Regions from separate parts of the Homo sapiens genome. Here all the other regions are linked to region 3. A link is a contact called in ENCODE Hi-C or POLR2A ChIA-PET data. All regions are on one chromosome and are shown on one strand. Each heading gives the region's core, a stretch centred on a gene start or an enhancer-like site at or near the end of the contact. The rest is flanking DNA. Distances are from core to core; before and after follow the strand shown. Region 1 overlaps PDE11A (phosphodiesterase 11A). Region 2 holds the start of CHRNA1 (cholinergic receptor nicotinic alpha 1 subunit). Region 3 holds the start of LNPK (lunapark, ER junction formation factor). Region 4 holds the start of WIPF1 (WAS/WASL interacting protein family member 1).

The links. Hi-C counts contacts between places; a loop is a spot of excess contacts on that map. ChIA-PET counts read pairs that join two places held with the same protein, here RNA polymerase II (POLR2A). Pooled maps may share reads with other maps.
Region 1: a loop to region 3 is called in a pooled map, with 5 times the contacts of the local background. The contact joins the enhancer-like site here to the promoter of LNPK in region 3. A Hi-C loop is called at or near these places in 3 of 50 pooled maps.
Region 2: a map of PC-3 shows a loop between it and region 3 (13-fold over the local background). The contact joins the promoter of CHRNA1 here to the promoter of LNPK in region 3. A Hi-C loop is called at or near these places in 2 of 168 maps with a recorded cell type or tissue (PC-3 and naive thymus-derived CD4-positive, alpha-beta T cell), 3 of 37 single-sample maps with no recorded cell type and 8 of 50 pooled maps.
Region 4: a map of CD8-positive, alpha-beta T cell shows a loop between it and region 3 (9-fold over the local background). The contact joins the promoter of WIPF1 here to the promoter of LNPK in region 3. A Hi-C loop is called at or near these places in 1 of 168 maps with a recorded cell type or tissue (CD8-positive, alpha-beta T cell), 1 of 37 single-sample maps with no recorded cell type and 4 of 50 pooled maps. POLR2A ChIA-PET finds 5 or more read pairs at or near these places in 1 of 52 experiments (OCI-LY7).

What each region holds. Positions count from the first base shown.
Region 1 is chr2:177,781,097-177,787,107 of GRCh38, reverse strand. The region is part of intron 9 of PDE11A (phosphodiesterase 11A); the gene reads left to right. Among named protein-coding and RNA genes, the nearest start is that of PDE11A-AS1, 110 kb to the right of the region's middle. RefSeq lists an enhancer at 2,920-2,969. Within about 2 kb of position 2,892, at least 4 of the 41 ENCODE cell types and tissues checked have a DNase peak (open chromatin) inside an H3K27ac peak, as active enhancers do.
Region 2 is chr2:174,761,262-174,766,654 of GRCh38, reverse strand. It overlaps CHRNA1 (cholinergic receptor nicotinic alpha 1 subunit), which reads left to right and starts at 2,183. Exons shown (of 9, transcript NM_000079.4): 1 at 2,183-2,303. The coding sequence starts at 2,261. RefSeq lists an enhancer at 1,683-2,182 and a silencer at 4,480-4,774.
Region 3 is chr2:176,000,277-176,005,968 of GRCh38, reverse strand. It overlaps LNPK (lunapark, ER junction formation factor), which reads left to right and starts at 3,702. Exons shown (of 13, transcript NM_030650.3): 1 at 3,702-3,809. RefSeq lists an enhancer at 3,289-3,508.
Region 4 is chr2:174,594,516-174,600,463 of GRCh38, reverse strand. It overlaps WIPF1 (WAS/WASL interacting protein family member 1), which reads left to right and starts at 2,660. Exons shown (of 8, transcript NM_001375834.1): 1 at 2,660-2,863. RefSeq lists an enhancer at 2,458-2,637.

The DNA.
Region 1 (6,011 bases), core at 1,643-4,142, 1.8 Mb before region 3:
ATTTCAACTTTGGTGAATCTGACAATTATTTGTCTTGGAGTTGCTCTTCTCGAAGAGTATCTTTGTGGCGTTCTCTGTATTTCCTGAATCTGAATGTTGGCCTGCCTTGCTAGATTGGGGAAGTTCTCCTGGATAATGTCCTGCAGAGTGTTTTCCAACTTGGTTCCATTCTCCCCGTCACTTTCAGGTACACCGATCAGACGTAGATTTGGTCTTTTCACATAGTCCCATATTTCTTGGAGGCTTTGTTCGTTTCTTTTTATTCTTTTTTCTCTAAACTTCCCTTCTCGCTTCATTTTATTCATTTCATCTTCCATCACTGATACCCTTTCTTCCAGTTGATCGCATCGGCTCCTGAGGCTTCTGCATTCTTCACGTAGTTCTTGAGCTTTGGCTTTCAGCTCCATCAGCTCCTTTAAGCACTTCTCTGTATTGGTTATTCTAGTTATACATTAGTCTAAATTTTTTTCAAAGTTTTTAACTTCTTTGCCTTTGGTTTGAATTTCCTCCTGTAGCTCAGAGTAATTTGATCGTCTGAAGCCTTCTTCTCTCAACTCGTCAAAGTCATTCTCCGTCCAGCTTTGTTCCGTTGCTGGTGAGGAACTGCGTTCCTTTGGAGGAGGAGAGGCGCTCTGCTTTTTAGAGTTTCCAGTTTTTCTGCTCTGTTTTTTCCCCATCTTTGTGGTTTTATCTACTTTTGGTCTTTGATGATGGTGATGTACAGATGGGTTTTTGGTGTGGATGTCCTTTCTGTTTGTTAGTTTTCCTTCTAACAGACAGGACCCTCAGCTGCAGGTCTGTTGGAGTTTGCTAGAGGTCCACTCCAGACCCTGTTTGCCTGGTATCAGCAGTGGTGGCTGCAGAACAGCGGATTTTCATGAACCGCGAATGCTGCTGTCTGATCATTCCTCTGGAAGTTTTGTCTCAGAGGAGTACCCGGCCGTGTGAGGTGTCAGTCTGCCCCTACTGGGGGATGCCTCCCAGTTAGGCTGCTCAGGGGTCAGGGGTCAGGGACCCACTTGACGAGGCAGTCTGCCCGTTCTCAGATCTCCAGCTGCGTGCTGGGAGAACCACTGCTCTCTTCAAAGCTGTCAGACAGGGACATTTAAGTCTGCAGAGGTTACTGCTATCTTTTTGTTTGTCTGTGCCCTGCCCCCAGAAGTGGAGCCTACAGAGGCAGGCAGGCCTCCTTGAGCTGTGGTGGGCTCCACCCAGTTCAAGCTTTCTGGCTGCTTTGTTTACCTAAGCAAGTCTGGGCAATGGTGGGCGCCCCTCCCCCAGCCTCGCTGCCGCCTTGCAGTTTGATCTCAGACTGCTGTGCTAGCAATCAGCGAGACTCCATGGGCATAGGACCCTCCGAGCCATGTGTGGGATATAATCTCCTGGTGCGCCGTTTTTTAAGCCCGTCGGAAAAGCGCAGTATTAGGGTGGGAGTGACCCGATTTTCCAGGTGCCGTCTGTCACCCCTTTCTTTGACTAGGAAAGGGAACTCCCTGACCCCTTGTGCTTCCCGAGTGAGGCAATGCCTCGCCCTACTTCGGCTCATGCATGGTGCACTGCACCTACTGTCCTGCACCCACTGTCTGGCACTCCCTAGTGAGATGAACCCGGTACCTCAGATGGAAATGCAGAAATCACCCGTCTTCTGCGTCGCTCATGCTGGGAGCTGTAGACTGGAGCTGTTCCTATTCGGCCATCTTGGCTGCCCTCCCAGAATTGTCTTTAAACGCTATTCTAACATAACTTGCTATTTGATTGCCCAAACCATTGTGGTTACCATCAGTGCTCATCATCAGTTTTTTTTCTGGTTCTCTCCTATCTGGGCCCATGATCATATTACACTGCCTCACTTCCTTGAAATCAGGTGGAGTGCTGTAACTTGCTCTGGCCAGTGAAATATGATTGAAAAGTGCATATATTTCTCACCTTTTACTGATGAGGAAACTGAGACATAGGTTATATAATTAGGCCAAGGTTACAGGTCTAGTGAGCCAGGATTGTGAGCTCAGCAGTCTGACACAAAGCCCCTATGCTCAAAGACCAAACTATACTGGCCCCCCATTGTTGGCACACTAAGCATTGACAAATTAAGAAAACAAAGTTTTACTAAATGAAAGGAAACAGCCTGTCTTAAGAATTGCTGTAGGTAATCTATACAGCAGTTAATCCGTATAAACAGATTAAATCCTACCACTGACCCCTGCAAATAGGGAGAGAACAAGTTCAGACTACAAGCCTAGGGCAATTCATAGCATGAATTCTGATTTCTGTGCTCAAAACTATGTAGTAGAGTTGACTTACATGATTATAATTTTAAGCTGGATCTTAATCAGATTGCTTTCATAAGCCAAAGATGTCACAGGGCAAACCTCAAAATTGGAACTCAGCTTGGGAGGTCACATGGGTTCTTGGCTTGTGCAGGAAAGAATTCAAGAGCCAGCAATAAAGTATAAAGTGATAGAGTAAAGTGAAAGCCAGCAGTAAAGTGACAGAGTAAAGTGAAAGCAACTTTATTAACTAAAGGAATAAAAGGGTGGCTACCCCATAGGCAGATAGCAGCATGGGCTGCTTGACTGACTATACTTATGGTTATTTTTTGATTATGTGCTAAACAAGGAGTAGATTATTCATGAGTTTTCTGGGAAAGCAGCTGAGAGTTCCCAGAATTGAGGGATCCTCTCCCGTTTAGATCATATAGGGTAGTTTCAGGACAATGCCACGGCATTTGTAACTGTAATTGTAATTGTAAACTGTTATGATGTTGGTGGAGTTTCCATTGGTATGCTAATATATTATAATTAGTGTATAATGAGCACTGAGAATGACCAGAGGTTGTTTTCATAGCCATCTTGGTTTTGGCAGGTTTTGGCAGACTTCTTTACCACATCCTGTTTTATCAGCAGTCTTTGTGGTCTGTATCTTGTGAAACAAGTCCTGCTGAATTCCTTTTTCATCTCTCCTCAGAGACTGTGCACTCTTCCTTAATCCTAAAAGGTTGTAGAGGGACAGAGGTTTCATCTTCTGTAACTGCTTCATCCTGAACAGGAGCTGTCATCTCTATCTGATCTGGAGGCATAGAAATCTCTCACTACCTTATCTAATGATTTATAGGGACTCAGTCCTTCCTGCAGTGGCACAGGCTGGAACCCTTGAGTCAATTATCATGTTTGTCTGGAACTTTGGTAGCCTGGAAGATATAAACTTTACCCATCTGAATACCTGTTGAATATAACAAATAATTTTTTAAATGAAATAGCACCTAGTGATAATTAATAAAATGCTTAACCCCAGTTTAACAATGCTTATAGGAAGAGATCAATGCCATTTGAAATCTAAGTGAATAGGCTGGAAAACCAGTACCCTTTTGTCTGAAATACAAAGCCAAACAGATTTTCAATAAGAGGCGTTTTTGTGGAAACAGAATAAAAACAAAGGTTAATTTTGGGCAAAATCTATCCAGATGTTAGACTTAAAGCATCTTTAGTTACAGAAGAGTAATGCAGTGGCAATCTGACTCATTTTTCTTGCCTATATTGCAAGGAATAAGCTTTAGCTTGCAGGGCCTCAGGAAAAAAGGTAGTAGTAATTTTAATGAGCTTAATAGAAAAAATGGAAGACAAATATGAAAATGTTAGTTTGGGTACTTGTTGCTCAGAAAGAATTTAGAAATCAGTCCAAATTCCAGGGGGAAAAAAACCACCTCAAAAACATGGACAAGACTAGAATCTAACCACTGAGCTAATAAATAACTTAAGACACATATGAGAACTTCTGAAGTATAACAAGGTGAATGAAATGTTATCTAACCATAGGCCCCAGCATTCCTCACTAAGACTAAGGAAGGAGTTGTATGGGAAAATCCTTGACAAGCCCTCTTGATATTGTACAGATTATGAGGGAATGAATATTGACTGCCTCTAGTAATCAGAGGATGTGGGAAATGATTCTGTATGAGAAATGAAGAGAATTGTGTTATTATACATTTGAATATAGGGAGGGGGAAAAGAGAAAAAGAGAAAGTTACATTGGAGAGAAGCCAGAAATATGAGTAAAGGCTGAGACTGTACGAGATTAATGGTCAGTGAAATGCCCCATTGGTGGCAGGGGCAAAATCTATTTTGAGAATGGTGGAGCTGATACTTCATGAGAGGGTGCTTGTTTGTTTGTTTGTTTGTTTGTTTGTTTTGATGCAACTTCATAATTTGTCTTTTCAGAAAGCAAGTGGAGAGGGGAGAGATAGAGAAAGAAGGAAGGGAAGGATGGAGGAAGGAAAGAAAGAAAAGAAAGGGAGAGAAAGAGAAGAAAAAGGAGGGAGAAAGAGAAAGGAAGGAAGTAGGGAAGAAGGGAAGAGGGAAGGAAGGAAGCAAAAAAGAAAGAACCTTCTTCACATTATACTAAATTTATGAATTCTTGATGTGAGTGGATTTTTTTGGTGTGGAAATTGAGGAGGGAGCTGAATTTCACATTTAGTGTGATGATTATATAACAGATACAGCACAAGAATACATAAGAACTCAAAGGCCAAGATGAGAATATAAACCTGCCAAGAATATGTAGACATTTTGAAAAAGGCTTTGAATTTCCATAGTATTTCATGAGTTTAGGGGTTCACGTTGATCTTACCTAGATTTTGAAAGACAAGGAAGCTTCAGTTGACACCTGATTACAGAAATCTTTGGATGGCATAGGGTGGCAAGTCCCAGTTGAATGTTGATAATGTTTTGTTTATTTATTGCTTTTTAACCACTTTTTGGCAACTTAATGGTTTAAACACAAACCCCACATAGAGTCAAAGGGAAGGGACATAGACCCCACCTCTCATAGAAATAGTGTCAAAGAATGTGTGGTCATCTTAATTCACCAGATAATAATTTGGATGTAGTTGCAAAGTACCTGTTAAATTTCAAGATTTATATAATACAAGATATGTTATCCTCTGGCAAGGGCACAGGTACCAATATTTAGAGGGAAAGATAGTTTGGGAAACTGCCAAATGAATGTCAGTGTTGTCATTATGTACTAGCTAATGAATAGTATTTAGCCTTATGAATGCATCTTAATGGCTTGCATTTAAAAATTAGATTGAGATTTAAAGTGTGGTTACTAAAATTAACATTTTAATCTGGGTAATGACATAGAATGATTACATTAAACCTTTGATTTGGGTGAAAAAATGGTGAATGAATTTCTCATCCCAAGTTGAGGGCCCACTCAAACCACTGGAGAGTTGGCTTCATACCTTTGGATAAAACAAAAGCAAAAACGGCATATCTCTTTGGTCAAGAAGTTTAATTAAAAGAGAATTCAGCTGGACATGGTGGCTCACACTTGTAATCCCAGCACTTTGGGAGGCAGAGGCGGGCAGATCACCTGAGGTCAGAAGTTCAAGACCAGCCTGGCCAACATGGCGAAACCCCTTCTCTACTAAAACTACAAAAATCAGCTGGGTGTGGTGGCACGCACCTGTAGTCCCAGCTACTTGGAGGCTGAGTCAGGAGAATCTCTTGAACCCAGCAGATGGAGGCTGCAGTGAACTGAGATCAAGCCACTACACTCCAGCCTGGGGAACAGAGTGACAGACAGAGTCTCAAAAAAAAAAAAAAGAAAAGAAAAAGAAATTGAGAATTCAGCCAAGATGGGCAAGGTCTCAAATTGACCGCAAACTCTATTGGCACCATTTTTGCAGCAGTGTGTGTTTACTTTGTGTTTTTGTGTCACATTTTGGTAATTCTTACAACATTTTATACGTCTTATTATATCTGTTACAATTATCTGTGATCAGTGATTTTTAATGTTACTATTGTAATCCTTTGGGGCACTATGAACTGTGCCCATATAAGGCGGTAAACTTAATTGATAAATGTTTTGTGTTCTGACTGCTCTGCTGACCAGCTCTTCCCCATCTCTCTCCCTTTCCTTGGGCCTCTCTGTTTTCCAAGACACATCAATATGGAAATTAGGCCAAGTAATAACCCTACAATGACCTCTAAGTGTTCCAGTGAAAGGAAGAG
Region 2 (5,393 bases), core at 934-3,433, 1.2 Mb after region 3:
ATTCCCATGTGCCTATATACACACATGGTCACAATTCTTTAATCTGATTAATTTCTTTGCATCCTAACCACTATACCTCTCTCCTTCAACTTAATAGCAGCCATCTTGAAGCCATCTGAAAAAAAAAATAGATTTGGCTGTGAAGAAAGCACCCTTAAAGTGATCTTTGCTGTGGTGATGAAACTGCCTGTTTAAAGAGAAGTCTTAACGGGCTTTGGTTGCTCAAAGCCTTTATTCCATGTTTTCACTTACTCTTTTGAAGTTCAAAACAGAAGACTCCACATTTCTGGACTCATTCTATTTCTTTTCATTTCTGCTCTTGAACCAGCACATTTTTGCCTGAGCTCAGCTCTTCCTTGTACTGACTTGCTAAACAAAGCCAGAAAGAGCCATGGTGCACTAACTTTGGGTTTACCAGCCTCTATTCTGGGAGCTACAGGCTCAGTAGACACATTGTTCACCAAGTAATTGAGGACAACAGTTTATGAAATGATTTGATACCATATAACATGGGTCTTCATATTTTCAGCCTCCAGTATCAATTTTCTTGCCTTCTGCTGCAGTGCTACATATTTTAGAATTTATTTTTAACCTCAGGATACTAGTGCAAAGGATTACATATTTTATTAATTACGGAACACTAGCTGCTGTACAAATAAACCCAAGGATTTTGATGGCTCAGCACGATGCATGTTTTGTTTTCATTGAAATAGTGCTGGGTGGTGAGCAGGTGGATAGGGGGTCCCCCTCCATGCAGTCATTCAAGGATTCAGAATGTCAAAAGCAACACCACCTTCAGAACATGGTTTCTAAGGTTAACTTTGGGACCATGTCCATTCTAGCCGGTCAGAAGACTAGAAGGGCGGGGCTGAGCTCTGGTAGGTTTGTGAGTCTGAGAACATTTTTCCACTCATGCCACTGGCCAGAGGTCAGTCCCATGGCTCCATTTAGATGGAAGGGGCTGGTCAGAGGGTGGGGGTTGTATTTCTGCCACGGGGCTATTCCATGGAAGGGAGAGAACCAAATTTTTTTTTAGCAAACAGTTAACTGATCTCCCACAGTTTAAACAAAAAATATAAATAGTATGAGCTTGCAGCTCTCTCCTCTACCCTCCAAGCCCCTTCTCTAATGATTTGTTTGGATCCACTGGAATGAGAGGATCTGTCAGGATGTTGTTGTGGGCTTGAGGTGAGAGGACCTTTCTCACCTAGTTCCATGTGGGAAGGAGGCCTGGAAGGAACAGGCAGGGTACCTTTAAGTAACTGTCTCCTTCTGGGAACTCACCTCACACCCTGCAAAGAAGCACAGCTAGGGTAACAATACTTCTCAGACTGAGAAATTACTAACTGCTGGTTTTTAGGATGTTTTTCAAGCAAGATAATTGAAAAGCTGAACCACTCTGCTCTTTGCTTCCCTGAGTGAGAGTAGGCAGAGGGACGGATGGAAGGAGGCAGGAACCCGGAACGACTGCTGATGCGGTGGGACACTTTTTCCCAATAATTACTCTTCGCTTGAATCACAGTGCATAGGACGTGGGCAATTTGCTCCAGCTAATGGTTCGTGTGGGATAGGTATTGCCTGATACAGAGGCAGGGGTTGGAACAGCCACTCTGGGGGCCAGTAAAGCCAGTTTTATGGAAGAAGCTGTCTTTGTTAAAAACCAAACCCAATCAACGTGGGGGCTTCCCAGCAGCAGACTCAACACCAGCTACACTTTTCTGAAATCCAGGCAGTCAGAAAAGCCCCCGGCACCCTCAGCCTAACACTGAAGCAGAGGAAATGAAACTGAAGCCATGTTTGCAGAATGTGGATTTTTGTGGTTTAGGACAAACAGCTGACTATCTACTCAGACCAAATGACCCTAATCAAGTCAACCCACAGAGATGAGGTTCTGGTTTACACAAAAGAGAGGCAGTTTGCTCACCATTTAAAATAATTCCTTCCTTCCTATACATTTTTTTTTCATTAAGATCTGACTACTGGTGCATTTAAAATATAATGCAGTTCATACTCAGCTTGTCAAGGGTAAGCAATTGTGTAAAGTGAGGCATATCTGTAATGGTGTACAGTCCCAGTAACTCCCTGGGCTCCAGGGCTGAGGGCAGCCCAGCTGTCGCTCCCACAAACAGGTGGTGTAAAACAATAGCTCTAGTGAGCCGACTCGCTTTCCAAACCCTCCAGCAGACAAGCACCCAGCCAGAGTGCCAGTGAGAAGCACAGGCCACCACTCTGCCCTGGTCCACACAAGCTCCGGTAGCCCATGGAGCCCTGGCCTCTCCTCCTGCTCTTTAGCCTTTGCTCAGGTAAGTGCTGGGGTCAGGGGTGGGGAGAGGGCTCTCCTTTGAGGCTAAAGTGCTGGAGGCCCCCAAATCAAAGTCTTGCTTCTTTGATGAGACCACAGAATGGCAGAGCCTCCCCAACCAGGGGCTGCTCTGTCAGTTTCTTCCTGATGTTAGCTTGATTGAGTTTTTGGATAAAGATTTTTAGTTTGCCTTATCTAATTAAAATAGAAACTGCCTGGTCAAAGACTTCAAGATAGACACGCATGTCTCTCCCTCCATCATGCCTGGCAGCCGACTCATCCCTCTGAACACTCGGCACCATTTGTAGGACCTGGACCACTTGTGGATCATGGTAGTGTCCGGGGGTTCATATTTAAACAACTATGGATACTTAGAACAGTGCCTTATAATCACATACAATGGAGTTAACAAGTCCCTTTACTGCTCCAGGAGAATTCTAATAATAAAGAGGACTGATTGACAGCTACATGTGCTGGAGATAGAAACCAGTTAATAATCATAACTAAACTCTCTCCACAGAGACAAATATTTTTTAATTTTTTCAAAATTTCTGAAGTTAAAAAAAATTCCATATGAATACATTCCTACCTACTTTTTTTTTTTAAGATGTTACTATATATAGGTTTGGGTTTGAATTGAAACTATAAAACCTTGCACAGCATTTGACCTGCATTCTACTCTGGAATGTGTCCTAACACAGCAGCTGAAACACCATCCTGAATCCCAGACTTCCGCTAGAGGGAAACAGGAGATGTTTGCTGATTGCTTCACATAAAAGTTTACTGGTGATATCATCCCAACTGAGAAACAAGGTGGCTGACATCCTGTGATTTTTCATTTCCAATATTGCTCTGAAAAACACAGGCCTTCTGGTCAAGAGGCAAAAAGCTTTATTATTAATTTTTTTCAATATCAGAGTTGAGTGAAAGAGCCTAAACTCAGATAAATTATATCATGTGGGATTTGGACTCTGTCCAGCCAAAGCTGGCCTGATGTGTGTGTGTGTGTGTGTGTGTGTGTGCGCGCGCGTGCACACACATGCGTGCACGCAAAACCACAGTCACAGGAAAATTCTTAAATGATATGCTTTAATGTAAACATCCTTAAGAGATCTCTTAGGATTTTGGTTATTGCTAACCAAAAATGCATGATTAGCTATTAAAGAAGTATGTGATATGTATTTAGGTCAAATCTCGAGTTTGCTGGCATTGATTTCCATGGGTGTTTTATAGAAATTTAGAGCTAGATCAGGCAGTCCAACATCCTCAATTTTTTATTACAAGGAAACTAAAGCTGACCTGCCCAAGGTCACTTAATTTATACATTTTGGAATGTGGTCAGTTGGAGACTTGGTTTATTACATGCACAGTCAGAAAACACAGCCTGAACTAGCCAAAGGTAGCAAGAGATACAGAATCAGGTTAAGATAATAATGATCCATGGGACTAGTAACAGTTCAAAATTTCTTTTGCCCAGCCCAGGGAGCTATTTCCTACATACAAATACAAATGGAACCAGTGTGGTACAAAAGGAACACTTTGAAACTGTGGTTGAGTTTCCCTTCTTAGAATCAGTCCTTTGTAGACAAAATTGTCATTTATATCAGGGACTCTTTTCCTGTGTTAGCTTAACACAGCGTGATCTCTGTTCTATTTATACAGCACTTTTCATTTCAACTTTTTCTTTTCTTTGCCTCTGGAATCTCAAGCACTTCATTGCCGTCTTTCTTACGGCATATCACTTTCCAACTTGTTCACAGTTATTTACGTAAATGACAAATGTCAATCTCCATGAGGGTAGGAAGAAGGATTCAGTTTTGAATATCTCGAAGCTCCCAAAACAATGCTTTGCTTACAGTAAATGCTCAACAAATATTTCATGAATAAATTAATGTTACCATCATCTGAATAAAGATTACAAATATAATCTTGCTAAAAAGGGGAATTTGACATTATTTAATTTTTTATTTGCATATTTGTTTATTTACACCCTACCTTTTTACAAAAGTATTTACTGTGATTCGTTGAATCCATGAAGAACTAATCCAACTCTCCAGGCCATATGGGAGTTGGGAAGAGAATCATAGAGTTCTGACTTTGAGCCCTGTGAGTTTTCTATCACTCTACCCTGTGCTGGGGAGGAAAAAAGAAAAGAATACCAGTGAACCAATCTAAGAAATGAAGCCCTCCTTCCTTAGAAATTCCTTATGGAAGGAACAGGCACCTTGTTATTGGCTAGGGTGGGAAAGGAGGAGGTGACTGTCTCTGAAATGCTGATTATGTCTGCTTCTGTCATCCTCCCCTTCCTCTTAGTGGGCCATAGGGTTGGTCTGCATAGTTCTCCTGCTACATAATGCTGACCATCTGCTCTGCCCTCTGCTTTCTAATATGTTCTTCCTGTCAAACTGGAGTGAACAGTCATTTAAAAATAAGCAGCCCAAGGCAAGGCCAAAGCAACAGCTTCAAATTCAATGGCCAAGGTGCTCAGTAATCCATTCCAGTCTGCAACTCCACCATGGGATGGATGAGGCCCAGGATAGAAAATGCATAGAGGACAGAAGGATTATCAAGTCCCAGGGGCTCAATGGGGTGGTTGCAAAAACGGAATATTCAAACAACATATTCCCTTCAAGAGTCCTCAAATGCAGGTGGCTTTAGGGAAATGTCATGTGAAATCTCTGCGTGGTTGGGCACTGAGTGCCCTTGGAACATTTTGGGTTCAGAAAACGTGTGAAACTAGCCGGGTGAGGTGGCTCTTGCCTGTAATCCCAGCACTTTGGGAGGATGAGGTGGGTGGATGGCTTGAGCTCAGGAGTTTGAGACCAGCCTGAACAATGTGGCAAAACCCCATCTGTACAAAAAATACAAAAATTAGCTGGGTGTGGTGGTGCGCACCCAGGTAATTTTTGTATTTTTTATAGAGATGTGGTCCCAGCTGCTTGGTTGGGGGAGGCTAAGGTGGGAGGATTGCTTGAGCCTGGGAGGTCAAGGCTGCAGTGAGCTGTAATTGAGCTACTGCACTGCAGCCTCAGCAATAACCTGCGGAAAGGGGAGATCTGGTTACGTGAATGAAGGCAAATGTATCATGTGT
Region 3 (5,692 bases), core at 2,453-4,952:
TGCCCAGTGGGACGCGCAGAACATCTCTGTCAAAGATGAAGGGTGAGGTCTTGGACCACCTGACATGGTACCATGTTCCTTTTTCCATTCCTCACAACCCTTCTATCCCTATAGATTTAGTCTGCAGGGCCCGAGAATCTATATTTCAATAAGCACTGTGGTGACTCTTATGCAGGTAGCCTCTGGCACTGGCATACCACTTCCCAGAGAAACTCAGCAATAAGAAGAATCTCCAGTGGCATTTGTCAAAAAATCCACATTTCCAGGCCCCCTATACCAGACAAGTGAAATCAGAATCTCTAGGGGATGGGCCTGAGAATTTGAGTTTTTGATAAGGGACACTGGTGACTCTCAGAGAAGTCTGGGAAACTGCTCTAGTTTAAAATTCTGTTCTCAATATATTTTTATTTATTTTTTGAGACTGAGTTTTGCTCTTGTTGCCCAGGTTGGAGTGCAATGGTGACATCTCAGCTCACTGCAACCCTCTGGCTCCTGGGTTCAAGTGCGTCTAAATATGTTTAAAAACAAAACATCTTATTTACAATAAAGACATATGTATTTTGAAAAAATAAGTACCCTGCAGAAAACAAAAAATTGCAAATGGTAATATATATTTTTTTCTCCAGCCCAGTGCTGCAGACCTAAAGATTCCAATGTTTACATCTTCCCTTGAAGTCACAAAAATATCTTAAACTTAACGTGTTCAAATTGAAATTACCCTCTTCCCCCAAACCTGGCTCTCTTCCAGTGTCCTCCATATCTCAATGATGGCATTACTATCCACCCACTGGGTCTGCTAGAAATTCTGAGTTATCTGACTCCTCCCTCTCCCTCAGTCCCCATCCCACCCCATGATATTTGAATCCATCACCAAGACCTTCCACTTTACTTCCTATTGTTCCATTTCCCCCACTTCTGTCCATCTCCTTGTTCCTACCCCAAGCCACTTGCATGCCTACCAACACTAACACCACTCATAGATTTAATTAGTCCAGTGCTGGCTCTGCTTGTGTTCCCACACTGCAGCTGGAATGATCTTTTCAAAACACAGATCCAATCATGTCAAATGCCCTCCCCCTCCCTTTTTCTCTTAAGATTACAGTTCTTAATATGGCCAATAAGACTCTGCTTAATCTGGTCTCCAGCTTCAAACTGGTGCACTTTCTCCCTGCAACCTAGGCTCTAGCCACAATAGCCTCCTTTCAGTCCCTCAGGCTTGCAGTGTTCCCTTCTGACAAAAAGGCTTTACACATGATATTCCCTCTGTTTCCCACTCTCCCTTTTTCAGTTTCTCATCTTTTGGATCTCCATTCTGGTGTGACTTCCTCAAAGAAGCCTTACCTAACCTCTTTGACCATACCAATGAATGCCACTTATGTAAGTTCTTAAGTTCTCATAACACCTAGGTAAATTCAACCTATTTTAAACTAGACCATTTAAAACTCCATTGGTTAGAGCAATTTGTTTCCTCTCTCCAAGTATTCTCTGGTGTTCTTCTCTGTTGTTCTTTGGATTTCATTCTTTAGACCCTATCCCAGAACAATTTCAGGGTTAGTAGGGGATAACTCTTGACATTTGGACTCTGCTAAAGCAGCACCTTCACTGGCTTTCTCACATTCTCTCCGGCTGCTGTTTTCTTATCATTTTCCAATACCGTGAACATTAGCCTCTATCACAGCACTTATTTAGTCTGCATTGTATTTTTTTTAAGGTTTCTCTCACTAGTGTCAGCGGCTTTAGGACAGCTGGTTTATTTATCTCTGTATCCTCAGCACGTAACACAGGGCCTTGTCAATAAATATTTGGAACCACCCTGTAGCCTGAAGTCCAGCCACAATAGTGTGTATGTTGATTTCTCTGCTTGTAATGTCTTTCCCTCACTTTATTTGCTCGATGAACAACTATTCTTGATATGAAGGAGGCAGTGGCTTAGTGTTACCTTCAACAGTGTACATAATCTTTCTACATTTCAGTTTCCTCATTTGAAAAATGATACTAAAAAGGTTGTTGGGAGGATTAAAAGAGTTAATGATTAAATACTTCTCTCCCTTCTCTTTCCAGGTCAAATCTCTACTCTCGGTAGAGCAATTCCCTAGGGAATTTTATCTCAGGATTAGGTTTTTGGAATCTCGTGTATCCAGACAGCTCTTCTCTGTCCCCTTGCTACCCTTTTTTCAGAGGTGGGGTATCGCTTGGTAGCCCAGGCTGGAGTACAGACACTGATGGCTCAATTGAAACCAGAGGACACATTACTGGCAAGTGGAAAGCCGTTCTTCCCAGTCTTCTTAGGAAAGGAGATCTTTCTGCGGTGAGATATATTTGCAAAACTGCACAGGACTTTAATACTTTGCAACAGCAAAGGTTGAAAAACAAAACGGTTAAATTTCCACATCAAAACAGGTGAAATGTTTCTGTTCATTTTCTTCTACATTTGGAAAGTGCCTGATCCACAGTGACACGCTAAACTTCAGTTCCCTTCCCCTCATCCTTGCAAGTGTACAGAACTGTAACTAAATATTTAGGCAATTAGGGCAAGCAAATTGCACAGTGAATTATGCGGTAGCTTCTAGTATAATAAATTTTCTTACCAACCAAACAATGCTCAGTTGCTTCTCTTGACAACCTGTTTGCATCGTCAAAGTTTAAATGTAACATATTAAAACTATTACTCTTTAAAAAATCATTGAAACTTTTTTGTGTATAAATAAAAAAATAGAATAAAAATAAATAAAAAATAGAAAAAAACCCATGAAAAATGTTTGCACATGGGGTAAAGCATGTAAAAGGGGTAAAGCATGATAAAAACCTTCGCTGAAGTTTCCCTGCTCACACATTACTGTGTGCACGTCTAGTCTTTTTCTCATTCAGGCATCATTTGTTATTTGTCTTTTCCAGTTGAGGAGGACACTTAATACCGTTTCGGCAGCGTTTCAAATCCGAGTCAAATATAGCCTGAGTGGTTTTTTTGTGGGTCCACCTATCAGGGCCTGTGAAGAGTGTTCTTGGGGTTAAGAGTTCTAAGATAGAAAACTCAGCTTATGCTGTTACCCGCAGGTTTTAAAGCAACATGATACGGCGTTTGAAGCTTACCTCACACCGGTGAGGTAAGCGTCCAGTCATCAAATGACCCTTTTTGACGTCCAAGAGTGACAGAGCCTCAAGCACTCCTGGGGACCGGGCTGACTTTTCTCCACTGGCTTGGTTGGGAACTGGCTTCTTCGGAGCTGTGTAGTCTTAATTTGCTTTGCTGCTGGCTGGCTGACAGCTGATGGGGGACTCCTCAGGACGGACTCCCTTCCAGATGCACCCATCTCCATCCTTCTCAACTCCCCAACCTTTGTCCTCCCCACTCTTCGCTCGCGCGGCGGTCTGAGACCACCAGGACCAGTTTCAGGGGTTTCCTTCTCCAGCGAGACTTGGCAGAACAGGCTTTAAAAGCAAAGGAGGCAGCGGAAGAGTAAGAAATAACTATATTCTAAGAGTCATAATAAATGGCAGTACATAACTGCGACACGACACCGAGCAGCCTAAGCTGGCTGCGGAGGCCACAAACACAAGATCCTAACCTCCCGGCCGACCCGCCCCAACAACTACCCGCCCAGGGTACGGTCACGTGACGGGGGAGCGGCGCGCGCCGACCGCGGCGCCAATTGGCGAGCGGCTGGAGCGCGGGGTTTCATGGGAAGGAGTTGGCCCGGCTTGTCTCTCTGTCAGTGGCGGCTGCTGCCTGCTCTGGAGGCAGGCTGGGCGGTGGCGGCCGAGACTGGCGGGGGTGGACGCCCGGGCCGGGCTGCGCCCGCTTCTTGCAGGTAGAACGCTCAAGGCGAGGGCAGTTGGGAGGGCTCTGCAGCGGGGAGGCATGCTGAGCTGTGCCCCTGGGAAATAAGCTGCGGGTTCCCCGCTTGCCTCTCCTTGGTGCCCCCGCCTCCTGCCAAGTGGCCTAGAGCTCTGCGGCGGCTGCTAGTCAGGCTGCGCGGTGGTCCGCGCAGACCCAGGCTCGCCGCCTTGTTCCCTGGATTTCCCAGCACACTGGCAGTGGTGGCGCTGGAGTCTTGAAACCCTTGTTTCCCCTCTAGGGCTGGTAGTTTCTCCAGCTCGGTTCTAGGAGATTCCGGGTGGTGACTGGCTTGAGCCCCAGCTCTTTGGCCCACTTGTGTCGAGCTTATCTCGACACAGGTGGGGCAAAGAGGTCAGAAGGTCCCAAACTAGCATTTCCTACGCTCAGCTGTCCGCTTTGAGCGTTCTCTCCGCTTCTCTTTCTGAGTTGTGCGGAGGCTCCAAGAGTTAGAAAGACCAGAAGGGACTGAAAACTGTCAGTGTCATGCTGCCGGGCTCTAGCGTGTGGGCGTGGAGTACGTGCTACTTAGAGAAGAGACTCTCCAACCATTGTCCTTATTTCAGGGATGGTGGGCTGTGGGGTGGAGGGGAAGGGCGAAGGTGCATTGTATCAGAGGCGTGGTAGGAGGAGAAAAACAAATCTAAATTCCGTCAGTTCATAGTTTACGGATTGAGAAAGAGTTGAAATTGGTCAACTCAGCTTTGCTGATGGTGCTTTCACAGTACTAAGCAAGACCCGTGAATCACTGAGTTTTCCGTGTTCTGCTTTTCCCAGTTGGCCTCCGGTGTGTGTTGCTCGGTGTCTACTGTTTCCTCCTTTCTTTATGGCCTGGGTGTCAGCATTGACAAAATTGACTCTATTCAACAGCGGTTTGGTGGGTGTGAGTAAGCTTGGTTTCAGGAATATGTTCAAACTGGCAGGGAATGCTCATTTCTTTTCCTCAGCAGCCCCCAGAAGACCAAGTTGACTTTTAACACATTTTCTTAAACAGGAGTGGTGCGTTTAAATTAGAATTTTAAGGTTGTCTGTTATCTATTGAGATCAGCTCAGTAATGATGTTAGTAAACTTATATAGTGTTTATATGTTATATAAACAAGAAAATACAAGAAAAGGAGAAGTTATATGGCTATTAAAAATATATGACTTCACATAGAAACATTTATAATCAAATAGTAATTTTTTGGTGGTATTTAGTTCAGATGAAAATTGACTTACCATGAAAGCAAGCACTAATCATTATATATTAAGAGTGCTTAATATATAATAGAGGTGTACTTTTCATTAAAATTCTTTTTGAGGAGCAATAAATGTGGCTTGGGCTATTTCAGAATTGTCTTTTCAGTTAGGACATTTGAAAGTTAGAATTCTAGAATAAATCACCTTTACTCTTCAATTGTATAGTATAATATGTTATGGAGGTACTGTTGATGGTGATTAAATAGCTTATACTTAACTTTGGAATTTGATAAACATAGAACTTCCTTTGCTGTTTCCTTCAAAGACCTACAAGGTTATTTAATGGCAGAGTCTACAGAATTTTTTGCTCTATTTCTTATACTAGAGAAAATGAGAGCAATCTATTTTTGTAAAAATACAAACTAATATAATTTTCCAATTTTAGAATTATGAAATAGGTGCTTTCTTTATAAGAAGTTAGAAATGTGTTTCATATAAATACATGTGTTTTCTGGTAATAATAATGGCTACAATTAAGCAGTTACTACTATGTGTCGGACACTGTGCCAAATGATACATAATTTCATTTAATTTATACAACAATTCTATGAAGTGTAGATATTTTTACCATTTTGCAAATGCAATAACTGAGGCGTGCAGAGTTTAAGTAATCTGCT
Region 4 (5,948 bases), core at 1,411-3,910, 1.4 Mb after region 3:
GAGATGAAGGCAGAGAGTTAAGGAGGGGCCAGATCTCGTGGGTCCCTGTGGACCTAAGAGTTTGGACTTTTTAAGTGAAATGAGAAGTCATTGGAGGGTTTTAAGCAGGGGAGGAACATTATCTAATTTATGTCCTAACATGCATAGTAGACACCTGATAAATGTGTCCAAAGTTGACTGTAGGAATAGACTCAAACTACACAACTACTCCCTTGCATGTCTTGGGGACTGCAGCCTTCTAGGTGACATACTCCCTTCTAAGTGAGCTTTTCCTAAGGTAGGGGTCTCCAACCAGTCTATGGCCCCTTAGGAACCAGGCCACACAGCAGGAAGTGAGCAGCTGGTGAGCAAGTGTTCCCTCCTGAGCTCTGCCTCCTATCAGATCAGCTGCGCATTAGATTCTCAGAGGAGCAAGAATCCTAAAGTGAACTGTGCATGCGAGCTCCTTATGAGAATCTAATGCCTGATGATCTGAGTTGGAGCAGTTTCATCCTGAAACCATCCCCACCCCCTGCCCCCACTCCGTGGAAAAATTATCTTCCACAAAACCAGTCCCTGGTGCCAAAAAGGTTAGGGACCACTCCCCTAAGGGATGGAAATAGCCATGAATGGTATGTGTACTGAGAGAGAGAGAGAGAGAGAGAGATAGCTAGAGAGAGAGAGAGAGAGAGTGTGTGTGTGTGTGTTTGGGGTGTCTTACTTAGAGAACTTCAAAATAATTCTGAAAATACGTAGAGAAATTGTCATATCGCCCATGTTCTCTTTTTAGACCCAACTATAATTAGACTTCCCCAAAGATTCACTCAGGCATTTACTTAATAGTTGATCAAGTTTTCTGTTTTCCTGAGGGTTTGTATCGCGGGAAGTGGCTGATAGCTGTAGGCCTCCACCTCTGTCCAGCCCCATGCCTGCAGGTATTTATTTGTGACCTAAGTCACGGGTGGACACCAGGCCAGAGTTAGACAAGAGGCGGTCCCTGCCTTCAAGGGGCTCCAGGCAAAGCAGAGGACTCTCAGTCACTTATTCTTGGGTACTCCACTCCAGGAACTGTGCCCATGGCCTGGCATCATGAATCTGCTCATGCAATTAGACTCCTATCTCAGGGAATTTTGAGTTTAAAAGATCCTTAGACATCATCTGTCCCAGTACTCCCCAGTAGGAGCACTTCTGGTATTTTGGGTGGGACTGTCATAAGCACCATAGGAAATTTCCCATTCCTGGCCCCACCCACTGAATGCTACAGGCCCCTGCCCCCACCATTCCCACTCACTGCTCACCACCCCCAACAGCTACCTGAGTTGAAAATTACTCATCTAGCCCAGTTCCATCACTTTACAGGTAAGGCAATGTTAGACAACATACGTTCTTTTCATGCCTCTGGCCTCTGATCCTAGCAGAATCAGGACCCAACATTCAGATTTTACAATGAAGCTAGTTTCTGAAATATGCCTCTCTTTTAAATTCTTTGACTGTTACTGTTTTCTCAGAGTTATATACTATGTGTTGCATATGTAAGTCTGAACCTTTAAGATGGGTTAAGAAAAAATTATGAGCATTTTCAGATCGTTCTATACATAACTCAAGGTTTTGATAAAATGTTTTCTACATGTATTCCATTGCCATCCACCTCTTGAGTTCTTTAATAATGAGAAATCTGACTTTCTTCCTTCCACCCTCTTTATCTCTATGCTTTTGTCAAGCATCTTCTAGGAGAGTTACTGTTATCCCATTAAGTGTGGGGGACAGAAACATTTGGCATAGAAAGCTATGGATCTGCAGCTGACTTAAGCTGTATATTATTACCCTGACTTGGGCACCAAAATCACGTTTCAAAACTCATTTGCTGCCAAGTATGGTAGCTCAAGCCTGTAATCCCAGCAATCTGGGAAGCTAAGATGGAAGGATCACTTTGAAGCTAGGAGTGCAAGACCAGGCTGGGCAACAAAGCAAGATCCCATCTCTACCAAATATAAAAATAAAATAAATTAGCCAGGTGCAGTGGCATATGCCTGTAGTCTCAGCTACTCAGGAGGCTGAGGCTGGAGGATTGCTCGAACCCAGGAGGTCAGGGCCACAGGGAGCTATGATTACGCCACTGCACTCCAGCCTAAGTGACAGCAAGACTGTCTCTCTAAAAAAAAAGAAATAAATAAAACAAAACCAAAAAAAGAACCTCATTTGCCTTCATACACCTGACCTGCTCTCTTTACCTGCATTTGTAACTTTCTCCCCACACACTTGAATGCCCTGTAAATGAGAAGAAGCCCTTAGCCTAATGAAGCGATAAGGTAAGGTAGGTAAGAGCTTTTCTTTCTTGAGTGACTCTTTTCCCTATTACTCAATGGAATAGTCAGTATTTACAGTGATACTTTCAAATATAATTTTCCTAAAGGAATCTCAAGTTCCATGAACAGTTATTTTTGTGGGAATATCTAGAATAAAGTTGGACTCTTCACTGAGTGGAGGTGCTCATCTCCTCTTGTCACTGTACCAAATAGCTGTGTATTACACCTTGTGGGGAGGAGAAACATTTAATTTTTTTTAATTTAGGTTTTTTTTCTTGCTTGCTTCTTAAGCAAAACCAATCTAGTTTCTTTTTCTGCAGCAAAGGAGGAAGGAACAACAAACAACAAATTAATCAGACAGGAAGCGAATAACCACAGAAGGACGTCTGCCTCTGACTCAGTATGTCACATTTAACAAGAGGCCAGAGCTTGTCCAAAATGGCTGTCCAAAAACGACCCCACACTTGCGTTAGAAGATGATACCTTTTTCAGGGACAGTTTTCTCTCTTGGCTCCTGTCCCGCTGGCCCTCTGTCTGCCTGTGTCCCTGACCATGGCTCCCTGCAGTACCCTTTAACGGTAAGAAAAATTATATTCAAACTAAGTTTATTTCATTTATCAGCTACAGGGAAGAACTAAATGGCTTTTAATGGACCATAGTATGTCAAGATAAAGTTGTTTAATTTTTCTGTAGAGCACCATGTGAGCTATTCCTGTTGCCCAGAATGCTAGTTTCACCACTATGGTGATTGTGAATGATTCATAACTTATGCTTTGAGCCAAAATGTAAGCAAGATTTTCAATAGAATTTTTTTGACCACTGGACAAGTTTGGATCCACAGGAATTTATTTTCCCATTTAAATTGGGGGCTTATGTCGGTAAATATATCCTTTTGGTGTATGATACAGTTGTCCACACAACTGCCTTTGAATCTTTGGTGTGGCCAGCAACAATAAGTGCTTTAAAGTACAAGGAGCCATTGGAAGCTTCAAACGAAAATACCATGGAACTAAGCTGTTGCAGTTCTGTTGCTGCCAATGTGCTATTTAAGTTCAAAACTCAAACTAAACCATTTCTAAGCAGAGTCTTTTATAATACGATTTGTCTTTTAGAATAAGTCTATTCCTGTTATAACAGTGTGTGCACAATTACTATCGCAAATCAAATTCTACAGCATTAGTTATAACTTTATGTTTAATATGATTAATGTTTTGGCATAAAATATTGTGATTTTTAAAATTTCAAGCCATCTACTCAGAGGCTTATAGAGCAGAACTAAGGAAACTTTTTACATTAAAAAACTTTTTTCTAGAATATGTAGGAAGAAACAATTTGACTTATGTTCCTTTCTCCCCGTGAAGAAATATAAAATAAAGCTTTAAAAAACTCAGAAGGCACATATAACTTTAGTCACTAAGTACAAGTTTTTTGTTTTTTTTGTTTTTGTATTTTTAGTAGAGACAGGGTTTCATCATGTTGGTCAGGCTGGTCTCAAACTCCTGACCTCAAGTGATCTGCCCGCCTCGGCCTCCCAAAGTGCTGGGATTACAGGCATACAAGTTATTTTAAATAATTTAATGGCATAACTAGTATATGTAGTAGAGAATGGAGAGGTGGTAAATGAAAAGGCTACTGAAAGATTCTAACTAAGCAAAGTAAGACAGCTTGGTAGAGAGAAAGATGAAAGACTGGGGAAAGAATAGGACAGGACAGTGAGAAAGGAAGATGAGAAACTGGGAAAAGGTTTTGAGGTTGATCTGTGTGGAAATCATACTCTTACAATTCACTTGGACTACAGTGCTATGTGTTAACTTTATCAAGCTTTGTTCTTCTGTACTGGAATATCATCATGTCAAAACTCTTCCTTTTATCAGTCTAAGGTCATTAAATGACTTACCTGAAAGTCATTTTTCACTAAGTCAGGTTTTCTATTGCTCTTTGAAAAGTTTATTCATGGGCTATTTGCTCATAGCGCTTCAGCTACTCTAATATCTAACCTTTTAAGGGTTACACATACTCTGGGTGGACTGAAATATTCAGAGAACTCCCTGTGGTGAAAATTAGTTCCTGGGATCGAGCAGCAACTTCAGATCTGATCAAATTCTAAATCTGGCCTGTAGGCTGGAAGTTCCCCAGCCTACCTAAAATATGAGATGAAGTGATACTGAATTCCTGGACCCTTTAAGTGTTATGACCTTTTGAAGCCTTCTTAACATTTTATGAACACACATCATTTACTTTGGAAGTTTCTGGCTGTTTAAATTATGATATATTTCTGCTTTAAGGTTTGACTCATTTTGTCCAAATTGTTAAACATGTGCTTGTTGTTGAAGAAAGCATTTCTCCTGGACTTCCATAAATACCTCTGTCTGTCCTGAAAATTAAAACTGTAAAAAAATACTAGAATAAGGAATGCCTTAATCAGTATGCTTTTCTGAGAAATTTGAAATGCACTTTATACACATCTCCCTTCACCATTCACTTGTAATATGGAAGTTTGCATGGGTGTACACACATAGGCTGATTTAAATCAGCTCATGGTTTCTCTTTCTCGTGGTTAAATAGGGGGAAAGACTGTGATATTTACTGACCACTTATTTTGTGTTACGTTCTTCACCTTTGCTTATTTTATTTTTTGAAAATGGCTAATACTTATTAAGCACTCCTTCATTTAACTCTTGAATAACCCTACTAAGTAGGTGCTATTATTTTGAAAACCGGACTTACATAAGCTAAGTAATTTACCCAAGGCCACCTAACAACTAAATGTGGAGGAAGTTATCTGAATTGTAAGAGCTTTTTTTCACAAGTGCAGCTTGGAAGCAACATTATAAATTGTATGATTTCTGTTTTTCTTTTTCTTTTCTGTTTTTTTTTTTTTTTTTTTTGAGACAGGGTTTTGCTCTGTCATCCACACTGGAGTGCAATGGCATGATCACAGCTCACTGCACCCTCAAACTCCTGGACTCAAGCAGTCCTCCCACCTCAGCCTCCCAAGTAGCTGGAACTACAGATGTGTGCCACCATGCCCAGTTAATTATATATATATATATATATATATATATATATTTTTTTTTTTTTTTTTTTTTTGTAGAGATGAGGGTCCCACTATGTTTGCCCAGGATGGTCTCAAACTCTTGGGCTCAAGCTATCTTCCCACCCTGGCCTCCCAGAGTGCTGGGATTATAGTCATGAGCTACGACACCCAGCCAGTATGATTTCTTGAGGTGCTTTTCCGGCCTTGGGAATCTGAGATTACAAATGTTTTGCTTTAAATGTCACAGCAACAGTAAATATCTTTAAAACTAACAATCTCAAGTAAGATATTTTCCTTTTTAAGTCTTTTCACTTCTTCAGAGGTAAACTTGGTGACACTTCTGCTTATATCATAAAGCTGTACTTTCAATGATAAAATGAATACAGTATATATCAAGTGTGCTGACATATATGCTGTGTGTGTATGTGTGTGTGAGAGAGAGAGAGAGAGAAAGAGAGAGAGAGAAACAGTGGCACATCTTAATCCTCTGGTAGAACTAAATGTGGTGATAGCGATTTAGGCAGATTTTAGCTTGGAGATTTGAACCCCTTAAAGAGATGGGAAGTATGGGAGAAAACCTGCTACTCTTTAATTATATGGATAAAATAAAAATGTTTCCTTTCCCT